Regions from separate parts of the Homo sapiens genome. Here all the other regions are linked to region 3. Evidence: chromatin contacts called from ENCODE Hi-C or POLR2A ChIA-PET data. All regions are on one chromosome and are shown on one strand. The core of a region is the stretch at or near the end of the contact, and the rest is flanking DNA. Distances in the headings are between cores, read along the strand shown. Region 1 has its middle 56 kb from the start of IL6ST-DT. Region 2 has its middle 76 kb from the start of IL6ST-DT. Region 3 overlaps ANKRD55 (ankyrin repeat domain 55).

Region 1 (4,117 bases), core at 958-3,457, 98 kb before region 3:
TTGGGGGAGTTGTTCCTTTGCACCCTACTGTTTTAATACACAACTTGAATCTTCTAAATATGATGGGTATGTTTGCATATGTATATTATATTAATTCTTTTAATTAATTAAAACTGAAATATGGGCCCACAAATCCACTGCTTGTGTAAAGAAACAAAAAAGAAGTGGAGAGGAAAAGTTTTCTTGTGGTCATAAGCTTTTCTTTTTTTCTTTTTTTTTTCTTTTTGAGACGAAGTCTAGCTGTGTTGCCCAGGTTGGAGTGCAGTGGCTCAAGCTTGGCTTACTGCAACCTCTGCCTCTCAGGTTCAAGTGATTCGTCTGCCTCAGCCTCCTGAGTAGCTGGGACTACAGGCGCCTATCACCATGCCCGGCTAATTTTTTGTATTTTTAGTACAGGCAGGGTTTCACCATGTTGACCAGGCTGGTCTTGAACTCCTGACCTCGTGATCTGCCCGCCTCAGCTTCCCAAAGTGCTGGGATTGTAGGCGTGAGCCACTGCACCTGGCCTACAAATATTTTTATTTTTATTTTTTTTGAGACGGAGTCTTGCTCTTTCGCCCAGGCTGGAGCGCAGTGGCGCGATCTCAGCTCACTGCAAGCTCCACATCCTGGGTTCACACCATCCTCCTGCCTCAGCCTCCCGAGTAGCTGGGACTATAGGCACTCGCAACCACGCTTGACTAATTTTTTGTATGTTTAGTAGAGACAGGGTTTCACTGTGTTAGCCAGGATGGTCTTGATCTCCTGACCTTGTGATCCACCCGCCTTGGCCTCCCAAAGTGCTGGGATTACAGGCATGAGCCACCGCACCCGGCTGCTCGTAGGCTTTTCAATCATCCTTTCCCTTGTCCTTCCTGCTTATATGAAACAAGAGGTGCCCTTTTCTTTCTAAGGTATTTAAGATCGTATTTAAGTTCAAAATATGGTCTGTCACAACCAAAAGAATTCTGATTCATACAATAAACATAGCAACTTTCCTGAAGAGTCATTTTTTACTATCAAATTTTTGCAAATCTCCCAATGTCATTTTTATTTTAAACCATAGATATACAGTTGTTACTCAATATCCATGATGGAGATTGGTTCCAGTACCCCCTATGCATACTAAAATCCATGATGCTCAAGTCCCTAATATAAAGTGGTGTTGTATTTGCATGCAATCTATGCAGATCCTCTTGTATTGATACAATGCAAATGCTATGCAAACAGTTGTTATGCTATATTGTTTAGAAATAATAAGAAGAAAAAAAGGTACCTACATGTTCAGTACACAGTACAGATGCAGCCATTGTTTTTTTTTTTTTTTTGAGACAGTCTTGCTCTGTTGCCCAGGCTGGAGTGCAGTGGCGTGATCTCGGCTCACTGCAGCCTCTGCCTCCTGAGTTGAAGCAATTCTCTGCCTCAGCCTCCTGAGTAGCTGGGATTACAGGCACCCACCACCATGCCTGGCTAATTTTTGTATTTTTAGTAGAGACAGGGTTTCACCATATTGGCCAGGCTGGTCTCGAACTCCTGACCTCGTGATCCACCTGCCTCGGCCTCCCAAAGTGATGGAATTACAGGCGTGAGCCACCGCGCCTAGCAGCCAACCATTTTTTTCCCCTGGAACATTTTCCATTGGCAGTTGGTTGAATTCATGGATGCAGAACCCATGGATATGGAGTGCCAATTGTATATTATTAAACAGAATGTCGGGATATGCTCTAGGTCCCCAGGGCTGTGCATTCCTACCTAGAGGCACTTAGGTGAGAAAGTTGGAGGACTGCTGTCACTGTTTTAAGCTTAAGACAGGGTCAAATTACTTTTTTCCTTCTTGTATATTCCTTCATGGGGGAGGAACTTTTGCTGGGAACCTGTGAAATGATGAGCTTTTTGTGCACTTTCTAGTTGGATGCATTTTTGAGATGTGGGGCAACAGAAGCAGGAGGCTGCAAGAGAGCAGCAACATCTGAAAAGTCTGCTGAGCCATCTGGCTTCAGGAGAATTTACTTAGTTTGCTTCCTGGAAGTTGTGATAAAATTTATAAATAATTTATAACACAAGGACTTCAAGAGAGGCATATTGGAAAACTCAGTGCTATCTCAAACTGTCTGGAGCAAATTATAAGCCTCAGCTATCTCCCCCACTACAAAAAAAAATGCAAGTTTTGAGTGGAAAGGAAACACTTGTAGCTCCATTTCCTCTCAGGCACAAGCAGCTCTAAAAAAAGAAGCAATGTGAACAGAGTGTCTCAGAAAGAGTTGCAGCTATTGTTTGCAAAGTAAGGAGGAAGCAAAGCAATAATATTAACAGAAATAGTTTGAAAATAGAGCAAGCAAGGAGAATTGCAAAGTAGAAAGTATACCTAAGGGGGTAGAAACATCAGATAGGATCTACCTCAAGGCATGGAGAGATCTTTGTTTGTTTCCTTTGTTCCACAGTTGAAATTATCTTTATCTTCCAATCTAAACATTGCCTACTTTTTGTTTCTTTTCTTCTTATTTTATGTGGGAGTTTCTATTTGAATTTTAGTCATGTTGTTTTGAGTGGATGATCAGCCACAGCAGGATATGCTTTTTTTTTTTTAAGTGAGATTAAACACGAGTTAGATGGTAATCAGTGAGGCTGGTTATATACATAAATATCTGCACATTATTTTAATGTTTTCCATAGTTGTAAATTTTCACAAAGAGATCCATGATTCTATGAGGAGTCTATTATAAAATATGCTATCTACTCACTTTGAATCTTGTCTAAGTTAACCTCTTTTCTTTTCTATAAAATAGGTATTGAACTTTATGAAAAGAACCAAAATGATCTTCACTGGAGTTGGTTAGGATCATTAGCTTTATCACATAAAAGCTTCTGGATTTTTTTGTTTATTTGTTTTTTATTTGGGGTTTATCTTTGTCTGTTTTCTGTTGCTTATACCAGAATACATGAAGCTGGGTAGTTGATTTAAAAAAAGGAATTTATTTTTTACAATTATAAGAAATGAACTTATTTCTTTTTTTTTTTTTGAGACGGAGTCTCGCTCTGTCGCCCAGGCTGGAGTGCAGTGGCGGGATCTCGGCTCACTGCAAGCTCCGCCTCCCGGGTTCACGCCATTCTCCTGCCTCAGCCTCCCAAGTAGCTGGGACTACAGGCGCCCACCACTACGCCCGGCTAATTTTTTGTATTTTTAGTAGAGACGGGGTTTCACCGTTTTAGCCGGGATGGTCTCGATCTCCTGACCTCGTGATCCGCCCGCCTCGGCCTCCCAAAGTGCTGGGATTACAGGCGTGAGCCACCGCGCCCGGCCATGAACTTATTTCTTATAAGGCTGGCAAGAAGGTCAAGCCTGAGGCTGACAAGTCCAAAGTCAAGAGGCTGAATCTGGTGAGGGCCTTCTTGCTGATGGGGACTCTCTGCAGAGTCCTGAGGTGGTACAGGGGCTGAGCATGCTAGCTCATCTTCTTCCTCTTCTTGTAAAGCCACCAGTCCCCTCTCATGAAAACTTGTTGATCCATTAGTCCATTAATCCATTAATCCCTCTTGACCCAAGCACCTCTTAAAGGCCTCAGCTCTCAATACTGTCACATTGGGGATTAAATTACAACACGAGGCCAGGTGTGGTGGCTCACACCTGTAATCCCAGCACTTTGGGAGGCCAAGTCGGGTGGATCATGAGGTCAGGAGATTGAGACCATCCTGGCTAACCTGGTGAAACCCCATCTCTACTAAAAATACAAAAAATTAGCTGGGCGTGGTGGCACACACCTGTAGTCCCAGCTATTTGGGAGGCTGAGGCATGATAATCGCTTGAACCCGGGAGGCAGAGGTTGTGGTGAGCTGAGATTGCATGATTGCACTCCAGCCTGGGCAATAAGAGTGAAACTCCGTCTCAAAAAAAAAAAAAAAAAAAAAAAAAAATTACAACACAAGCTTTGGAGAGGATAGATATTCAAACTATAGCAGGACTGATCTTAAAAATCAGTTGCTAAACATTATGTTTTGTTAAACATGTTTCAGTTGTTCAACATGTTTTGTGCTAAATTCATAGATTGTATTTTGATCACATCAGTGGGAATGACTTTCATATCAATGGATCAAGATTAATTTGATGAGATAAAGTATAACTCATTTTAAAGAAAATTCT
Region 2 (4,170 bases), core at 1,341-3,840, 77 kb before region 3:
ACGTCTGTCCTTGCCTGCTTCTTCCAGGAGGTCTTCTGTGCCCACAAACATAGCTCAAGTCTTGAAGCACATCCAGGGGGTTTGAGCCTCCCCCTCCCACGGTCAGAATCTCTTTCCTGTCTGAATTACTTGAGATGCCACTTGTAGGGCCAGAGTGCCTTCACACTCTTCCAGACTTGAGAACCTTCCCTGAAACTTCATTTGTATCCACTTGAACCTGGGTACACGGGATTGATATCCTACGTGCAACTGGGATCCTGCAGGTGCCCTTAGAGCATCAGGGCTTTATTAGAAATGAGGGTGGGGAGAGATACAGGGAGCGTAGATTCTGAGTGTGGCAAAGATGGGTTAGAAGCAGTTGTCATCATTAATATTCTCTGAGGTTAGTGACAAAATGCTGGCACACTTGACACTCCCAGTGAGCAGGCAGAAGTATGAGTGTGAACAAGGCAAGTGGGAAGGAACAGGCAGATAACATCAGGTCACAGTCACCTTCTTTCTTTCTTTATTTTTTTTTTCTGAGACGAAGTCTTACTTTGTCACCCAGGCTGGAGTGCAGTGGCACAATCTTAGCTCACTGCAACCTCTGCCTCCCAGGTTCAAGTGATTCTCCTGCTTTCAGGCTCCTGAGTAGCTGGGTTTACAGGCACCTGCCACGACGCCTGGCTAATGTTTGTATTTTTGGTAGAGATGGGATTTCACCATGTTGGCCAAGCTGGTCTCGAACTCCTGACCTCAGGCAGTCACCTTCTTTCAAAATCTTTTTTTTTTTTTTGGTGTGGTATGCAAAGATTTTTTGCTACAAATCCAGATACCCATGATAAAACTATAACCAGAAAGCCTTTATGAATGGTTTATTAAATCATATCCCTACTCTCTCAGGAAAGGATATATAAAATGTAACAACATATCAAGAATAATAATTAGAAATAAAGGAATAAAATGGAGTCAGGAATGTGACTACAAAAACACACCATAATTACTAGGCATGACCTGGCTGCAGATTTAACTTTGGGCTTACTAACAAACAATTCAAAGTGAGAACTGTGGCTGGTTATACAATTCACATAGTTGATAAGATTAAAAGGCCAGTGGCCCAAAAGAAGTACAATCATTCCTGGAACGAAGACTAGAAAAATTCTTTGGAGAGCCCCTGGGAAAAAGACAGGGTGAAATGTTGAGTAACGTGCTCAACTATATCCTTAGAGGAGATTCAGTGACAAGCTCTTTCTAACAGCATCTCTTGGTCTGGCAAATTCCTGGGACAGGGTGGGTAGAGGTGGTGGTTTCTTTGAAGTATCGGTCTGTGTCCATAACTTTGAAGAACCACAAACATACTGCCAGTTTAGGACATGTCAATGTTTTAGTAAGGAAAAAATATAACAGTCTATTTTCTAGTAGAAAGAGAAAGCCCTCCCTTCAAAGCCCTAATATCACTGATTCCCTGCCAACACACACACACACATACACACACACACACACCTCTAAATGTTCAATCCATAGCTTGGCTGAATGAAGGAAATGTTTTAATGTAATATGGGAGCCACCAATTAAGGAAATGAGGACCTGAGAGTAGGCAATAAATTGAAATTAAAATTATTCATTCTTAAATAATGGTGGAGCCAGATTTTATGTGAGGCCTGAAGCTTATACAATTTTAGGCGCTCTCTTTAAGGAAAAGAACATACAGTTCTGAACATAAAAGATGGTATGAAAATAAATATATGGAAAGAGGAAATAAATCACAACAAATGACTGGAGCCACAGAGATCTACATCCTTTTCTTCTGAGATTAAGTACTTTACCAGAAATGCTTACAGAGAAACAGTTCCTGATTGTAACCTGCTATCCCTTTCCTACCAGCAACTAACCCCCAGCACTAGCGGGGGCCTGTGCAAGTGAGGCCCCCCACCTAAGCTTAAGTTTCATTAATTCACGGCTATGTAGAAAATCGTCTCAATTCCCATACCGAGTCCATCATCATTTCCTAGAAGACTAAGCCTCTTCCTTCTCCTTGATACTGCACACTTTGAACTGCTGTTGATAAGATCCCAAATAAATCAATGCCTTTATTTCTTTGAAAATGACTTCATATCCATCTGGAAGAAATAATAGCTCCCAGTCTCATTCTTTTTAAAGTGATCATGTGTCCCCATTCAGCATGCAGGGCTCTAAATTTGGGTATCCTTGGCTGTCATGTGACAGAATTTCCCTAGAAGTGTTTTGGGACTAAACGGGAGGAATGTGAGATTTGCTCTGTTTTGTAAAGCAAACAGCAGGAAGTTGGGAAAGTCTGATAAATCTGAATGCATTTTCTGTACTATCTTGTCCTCTATTCAACTCAATTTTATTTTTTCTTCTTGGATGAGGAGCCATAATCAGGTTTCCATTGACAACCTGTGAAAATGTTGACTACAGTTTTGTAACTGAGTTGAAAGCAGAAAAGCCAGATGGAAAAACAATCTCCAACCTGAAAAGTAAAAAGCAAAATGTACTTCTAGAAAAATATTGCACGTGACTTGGAGAAAAATTAGAATAGGATCTGCCTATTTTAAAATGAAACCTCAAGCATGTGGTTTAGGCTTAGGGTGTTTCCTCTTTTTTTCTTGTAATTTTACTCTGAGATTGAAGCAGTGTTGGCATATTTGCCACACAATAGGTTTCCTGTAGTAGGAGGAAAGAGTCATAGGTTGAGTTTATATGAAAAAAGGCAAGGCCCGCTGATGATCATTTAACACAGAATGTAAAATGATCAGATTTTTTAAAAGTAAAATATCAGTTGAACGTAGGAAGATTCCCCAATATGCTATGGTGCCTTGTAGTAACTGAGTCCTTGCAGCTGCTTCCTGGCAGTGATTCCCTCCCAGACCTCCAAAAGGTTGTATGTGCTGGGGAACCAGGTAAGTGTGAATACCCAGTAGGGACAGGGCTCTGATCCAGGGCTGGAAGGCAGCGCCTGGGATCCTCAGGGCTGATTTAACAACCTTCTGATCCATGGGTCTCTGGGGAAACATTTTAGAATTGACATCTTTGCTTGGAGACCACAGAGCTGCCGATAAGAACATAGCAAGCTTATCCACAAATGTGTTTTTATAGGAAATTTTGTGTGGGAAAGAAATGGGGAGGAATATACAAGAAGAAAAGAAAGAAGGAAGGGAAAGCAAACTAAGCTCAGGTCCAACGTAGGGAGAAGAAACACTTGTTAATTGTTTTGAGGCATACAACTACAATGAACTCTCAGTAAGTCAGAATAGTCTCAAAGAGATCTGATCTGAATTAAAATGTAAACTAGACAATAATTTTAAAGGTAAATATAAATTTATTATTTTAAAGCATACTCCTTAATACTTAAATAGCTGAGAAAACAAGTAGAAATCCTCCTGGGATTGCTCAAATGCCTTAAGGAAAAAAATTGTAATGAGGACAATTAATTGTTCTTATCTAAATAGGTGCTGCTAAAACTACTTTAAGTATTTGAAAACTTCGTTTCCTTAAGAAGCTAAACATGATTTCAGCATTTGCTTTGCAAATCTTATTTTTCAAAATATTGCTTTGGCAGATTTTGGCTTTCTACTGAAATTATAAATTATTCTGTACTCTTTTAGCAGGGTGAGAAAGAATGTGGTCTTATTCCATGTGGGATAGATTAGTATACTGTAGCCATATATGTACTAGGCTCTGTACTGATGTCTCTCTTTTTTTTTTTTTTTTTTTTTGAGATGGAGTCTCCCTCAGTCTCTCAGGCTGGAGTGCAGTGGCGCCATCTCGGCTCACTGCAACCTCTGCCTCCCTGTTTCAAGCAATTCTTCTGCCTCAGCCTCTCAAGTAGCTGGGATTACAGCGCCCCCACCACCATGCCTGGCTAATTTTTTTGTATTTTTAGTAGAGACAGGGTTTCACCATGTTGGCCAGGCTGGTCTCAAACTCCTGACCTTGAGCGATCCACCCGCCTCAGCCTCCCAAAGTGCTGGGATTACAGGCATGAGCCACCGCGTCCAGCTTGGATTTCTATTTGTGTTTTTTTTTTTGGCATATGTTTTTTGAGATTAAAAATTTTTTTTGAATTGGTAAAACATTTGAAAGAAATTGAAGAAACCCAGTAAAACATTTAAAAGAAATTAAAGGGCATGAAGTGAGATGTACATAAAATAAGTCTCCTTTCCATTCTTG
Region 3 (4,443 bases), core at 1,675-4,174:
TTTTAAATTCCTATATTATGGTTTGCTTTCAAGTTTCAAGTATCATATGACAGTGAACCTCCAGAGATACTCTTGAGGATATTTCAAGAAATTGGTTCCATATGAAAAACAATGCTGGTATAAAAGCAATGGAACTTCTTATTCTTATTCCAATAGCTGAATATTTACTTGGAAATCAGAATACCTCAGTACATTCTAATTGGTCCTCTTCATTTTTAACTGGGCACACTGGGGTTAGAAATCTAACACAAGGGAATTATATTTTAAAATTAAATTATATTTTAAAAATAATGCATGGATAGCCCGTTTCCCAGTTCTTAGTCCCATTTGCTTCATTGCAAATGAAGTGATGAAATGAAGTCATTGGCTTCATCACGAAGTGCCAAAACTTTTCAAGTTACTGGAGCGTAAGTTGCATGAGAGCAGGGCCTTTGTTTGCCAGTCTGAATTCCTAGATCCTAGAATGGTGCCAGGCACATTATAGATGCTGAGTAAACACTTATTAACGGAACGAATGACTTACTATGCTCCACTGATTTTTTTTTTTTTTTGAGATGGAGTTTCGCTCTGTCGCCCAGGCTGGAGTGCAATGGCGCAATTTCGGCTCACTGCAACTGCCACCTCCCAGGTTCAAGGGATTCTCCTACCTCAGCCTCCCAAGTAGCTGAGATTACAGGTGCCCGCCACCACGCCTGCCTAATTTTTGTAGTTTTTAGTAGAGACAGGTTTCACCATGTTGGCCAGGCTGGTCTCGAGCTCCTGACCTTAGCAGCCCACCTCAGCCTCCCAAAATGCTGGGATTACAAGAGTGAACCACTGCACCCGGCCGAATTTCTTCGTAAAAATTTGGCTTTGCTTTTTAAAATCATACACAGAAGAAAGGCAGAACATGACCTCTCCTTTATAGACAATGAACTTGTCTGATATGATCATTGTTACCAACTCATTAGCTGAAACTTGTCAGGATTTTTGATGAGTGCTCCAAACAATCTTGTCCTTTGTACTACTGTACTATCTCACATCCAATTACTAACCAGGCCTAACCCTGCTTAACTTCTGAGGTCAGGTGCGTTCAGGGTGGTTCTGGCCATAGACCACTGCACTGTCAAACGTGAGGTAGATGGCAATGAGTATATGCAGAAGTATGATTTAGAGATGTGGGAATTCAGTGCGAAAATGTGGTTGTGAATTAAACAATGGTAATGCAGTGTTAATTATTGTCTCCTAAATACAGTTTCAGACTTTAAGAGTTATTCTCTTTAAACAACCGCAAGAAACCCCCCCACAAAACCCAACTCTTGCATAGTTTGGTGAAGGGGTGGGGTGGGAGGAGTGCTATCATTTTTCATACACCTACTTGGTGCCAAGAGCTTTGTATATTCTATCTCATAGAATCTTTACATGATCCTAAGGGGTTAGTAGTTTTAAGCCTATTTTACAGGCAAGGAAACTGAAATACAGATTAAGTAATTTGCCTAAGGCCATTGACTGAGTCCATGGTAGAGCTAGGGTTCAATACTTGTTTCTCTGACTCTGGAGAAAAAAATGTTCTTTCCACACATCATGGTGGTAGAATTTCATTTTGGGAATGAGCTCAGATGCTAAAAAATTCCTTTCTTTGTAATTGTAGCTGGATTCAAGGTTGTCTTACTTTCTAAAATGATGGTTCTTACTAGTGTAAGGATTGGTACCCTATATTTTTGTTTCATTTGGCATTGCCTCAAGGGTCCTCCTGAAAGTGCAGTTGGCAAACATTTATTTTTATAAGATATATACACATACATAATACATATTCTCCCACCCAGTTCACCGTCACCACAAAACTTGAGAACATCTTGAAAATAACTGGTGATCCTCTGAATGGCTCCAAATCAAGACCCAAATTACTTCATTACTTTTCTAAATACTTGTGCAATATAAATGGGCTGTGAACACTCAGTCAAGTAAAGGGAAATTTCCTGCCGCTTTTTTTTCTTTTTCTTTTTTTCATTTGGGCTGATGAGAAATAAGAATAAATCCTCTTAGAGTTAATAATGTGAAAACCAAAGCTTTCAAAAGCAGCTCAAAGGCAGCGGTTGGTATTGCACACTTTATTTAGGAACATTTTCCTACAACTGCTTCCTTCTCCTTTCTTCTTCTTCTTTCTTCAACTTCTGTTGGGCCCGCAGAAATTGTAGTTGTCTTATGTTAAAATTCTGGTGACCAGTTAAGGGGCAAACATCAGGCTTAGCAATTGGTATCTGTACTAAGCAGTGACAGAAATCACGATTAAGCTGTGATGCACATAAAGGCAGATGCTGTGGCATATTCAGCATGGTATGCTCCCTGCACTGAGCACACAGTAAGTGTTCAAGAAATGCTTACTGGAAGAATTAATTAGTGAATTGCAGCTTATCAAAGATCACTTGGACTCATAGGGAATATAAAATCAGAGTCTGTTGGATAAGACAGCCATCTGTGTCCAAGTTATGGAGACCTTTCCAACCAGTTACTTCCTGGAGTTTCACTGAGGGATAAACTGAGCCTTCGAAGCATCTAGGAGCTGACAATCTAGCAGTCACTATCAGGCATGTTGCAACAAACACCCAGATGGCCCTGGTGACGGGAGAATTCTACTCTTCTGAAAATCAAAAAGTATTGATTGGCTCAAAGAGTGAGGAGGAACACATATTCAGTTAAAAATATAAGCTCTCCAGAATGTTTTGAGGGGAAATGTTAAGTTTTGGTTGACTTGGGATCTGATTTTAGATTGCTGATAAGACAAAATGTATGTTCTAACTGTTGGGTGCATAGTAGGGTTGCTTTGGAACAGTGTCTTGTGTTGATGAGTAATTCTGCGCCTTGAACCTGTGCCACCACAATTTCAGTTAAAGGCTTACAAGTCCTATCAGCTTCTCAGAACATTTTTTTTTTTTCAAAACCACTTTTGTGTTTTCTGAACCAGAAATCTGCTTTAGTGCTTAGCAGGTTTCATGTTTCAGAACTGTACTTTTAGAGTGTCTCTAGACAACACTGAAAGGCACACAGAGAGAAATGTTGATGTGGCTGGGTGCTTGGTTTGTTCCCCGTCTTGGTTGGCGGTTCGGGGTGGGGTGGTGGAGGGGGAGGGTTAAGAATTATAGCAGGTGTCTGCTGGCTGAGAGGTCAGTAAACAATTCCAGATGCTTTGAAGGATCTAGAATTTCCAGCAGCTTGGCTCTGGTTGACATTTAAAAATTAACATACTTAATCCTCTAATCATATATGATCACCCCCAACAAAAGTGATAGAGGGTCTCCCTTAGATAAAAAATTGGAATTAATATGTACTTTAAAAGTAGATCTAGTTTTAAAAACTAGATGGTGTTACAAGTACAGTAATGAAAGCCATTTTCTTTCATTTTTATTTGAAAAACAATCTTATACATCAGAAAGCTTAGTAAATTAATTCATTGTCTTTGTTTTGGAATTTCCTAAACTGAGTAGATAGACGGTGAGCATCACGATAGCCAAAGACTGTAACTGAAGGCCAAGAATACTCTGAGGTTGGATTTTAGGGCACTAGGAAGGGCTGCTAATAACGACACTCTTTAAAAACTCTCACTTTCTCCCTGTAATAATTATAAGAATAATATGTCTGACATTTTTAAAAAAAGACTTTAGAATGGGAGTTTTCATAATTTAAATCAGACAAGAAAAACAATAAAACGAACTTAGGCCATAGAAGTCTAGGAGCCAATTCTAACAAGAACAAACTTATAAAACAAAGCCTTCAGAATAGAAGCCTAAGTTGATAGATTTAATTTTCAACAAAAAAAGAACATCTACATTCTTCTGCACTAAACTGTGAACTCCATCATAGCAGGGATGAAGCCCACATGAGACATGGCAGGTACTGAACAAATATTTGTTGAATAATTAAAATAAAACAATCTTCCTGTTCCAAGGAGATCACCTTGGGAGGCTATACAATTATTCTACTCATTGCTCAAAATACTTTTGGGAGGTTTTTTTTTGGAAATTGCCACTAGAGCAAGAGCTCTATCCATGGATAGAAATAAGGATGTGTGAGTTTCATCAGAGAAATAATTACATCTTTATTTTCACTAACTTCTTTTTTTTTTTTTTTTGAGACGGAGTCTCATTCTGTCACCCAGGCTGGAGTGCAGTGGCACCATCTCGGCTTACTGCAACCTCCACCTCCTGGGTTCAAGAGATTCTCCTGCCTCAGCCTCTCTAGTAGCTGGGACTACAGGTGCGAGCCACCACGCCCGTTGAATTTTTGTATTTTTAGTAGAGATGGGCGTCACCATATTGGCCAGGCTGGTCTTGAACTCCTAGACCTCATGATCCGCCTGCCTTGGCCTCCCAAAGTGCTAGGATTACAGGCGTGAGCCACTGCGCCCGGCCTATTTTCACTAACTTCTAATTGAAATTTAACATCTTTTTCAATTATGAATATAGG

The links. Hi-C counts contacts between places; a loop is a spot of excess contacts on that map. ChIA-PET counts read pairs that join two places held with the same protein, here RNA polymerase II (POLR2A). Pooled maps may share reads with other maps.
Region 1: a pooled map shows a loop between it and region 3 (4-fold over the local background). The contact joins two enhancer-like sites. A Hi-C loop is called at or near these places in 4 of 168 maps with a recorded cell type or tissue (CD4-positive, alpha-beta T cell, CD4-positive, alpha-beta memory T cell, CD8-positive, alpha-beta T cell and 1 more), 16 of 37 single-sample maps with no recorded cell type and 15 of 50 pooled maps. POLR2A ChIA-PET finds 5 or more read pairs at or near these places in 11 of 52 experiments (CD4-positive, alpha-beta T cell, Caco-2, GM12878 and 7 more).
Region 2: a map of CD14-positive monocyte shows a loop between it and region 3 (2.2-fold over the local background). The contact joins two enhancer-like sites. A Hi-C loop is called at or near these places in 4 of 168 maps with a recorded cell type or tissue (CD14-positive monocyte, Caco-2 and naive thymus-derived CD4-positive, alpha-beta T cell), 27 of 37 single-sample maps with no recorded cell type and 13 of 50 pooled maps. POLR2A ChIA-PET finds 5 or more read pairs at or near these places in 8 of 52 experiments (AG04450, CD4-positive, alpha-beta T cell, Caco-2 and 4 more).

What each region holds. Positions count from the first base shown.
Region 1 is chr5:56,048,649-56,052,765 of GRCh38, forward strand. No RefSeq gene overlaps it. Among named protein-coding and RNA genes, the nearest start is that of IL6ST-DT, 56 kb to the left of the region's middle. Within about 2 kb of position 2,208, at least 3 of the 41 ENCODE cell types and tissues checked have a DNase peak (open chromatin) inside an H3K27ac peak, as active enhancers do; they include CD4-positive, alpha-beta T cell and CD8-positive, alpha-beta T cell, where a contact is called at or near this core.
Region 2 is chr5:56,068,766-56,072,935 of GRCh38, forward strand. No RefSeq gene overlaps it. Among named protein-coding and RNA genes, the nearest start is that of IL6ST-DT, 76 kb to the left of the region's middle. Within about 2 kb of position 2,591, at least 3 of the 41 ENCODE cell types and tissues checked have a DNase peak (open chromatin) inside an H3K27ac peak, as active enhancers do; they include CD14-positive monocyte and CD4-positive, alpha-beta T cell, where a contact is called at or near this core.
Region 3 is chr5:56,145,752-56,150,194 of GRCh38, forward strand. The region is part of intron 6 of ANKRD55 (ankyrin repeat domain 55); the gene reads right to left. It also overlaps the pseudogene RNA5SP184. Among named protein-coding and RNA genes, the nearest start is that of ANKRD55, 85 kb to the right of the region's middle. RefSeq lists a cis regulatory region at 2,719-3,219. Within about 2 kb of position 2,925, at least 4 of the 41 ENCODE cell types and tissues checked have a DNase peak (open chromatin) inside an H3K27ac peak, as active enhancers do; they include CD14-positive monocyte, CD4-positive, alpha-beta T cell and CD8-positive, alpha-beta T cell, where a contact is called at or near this core.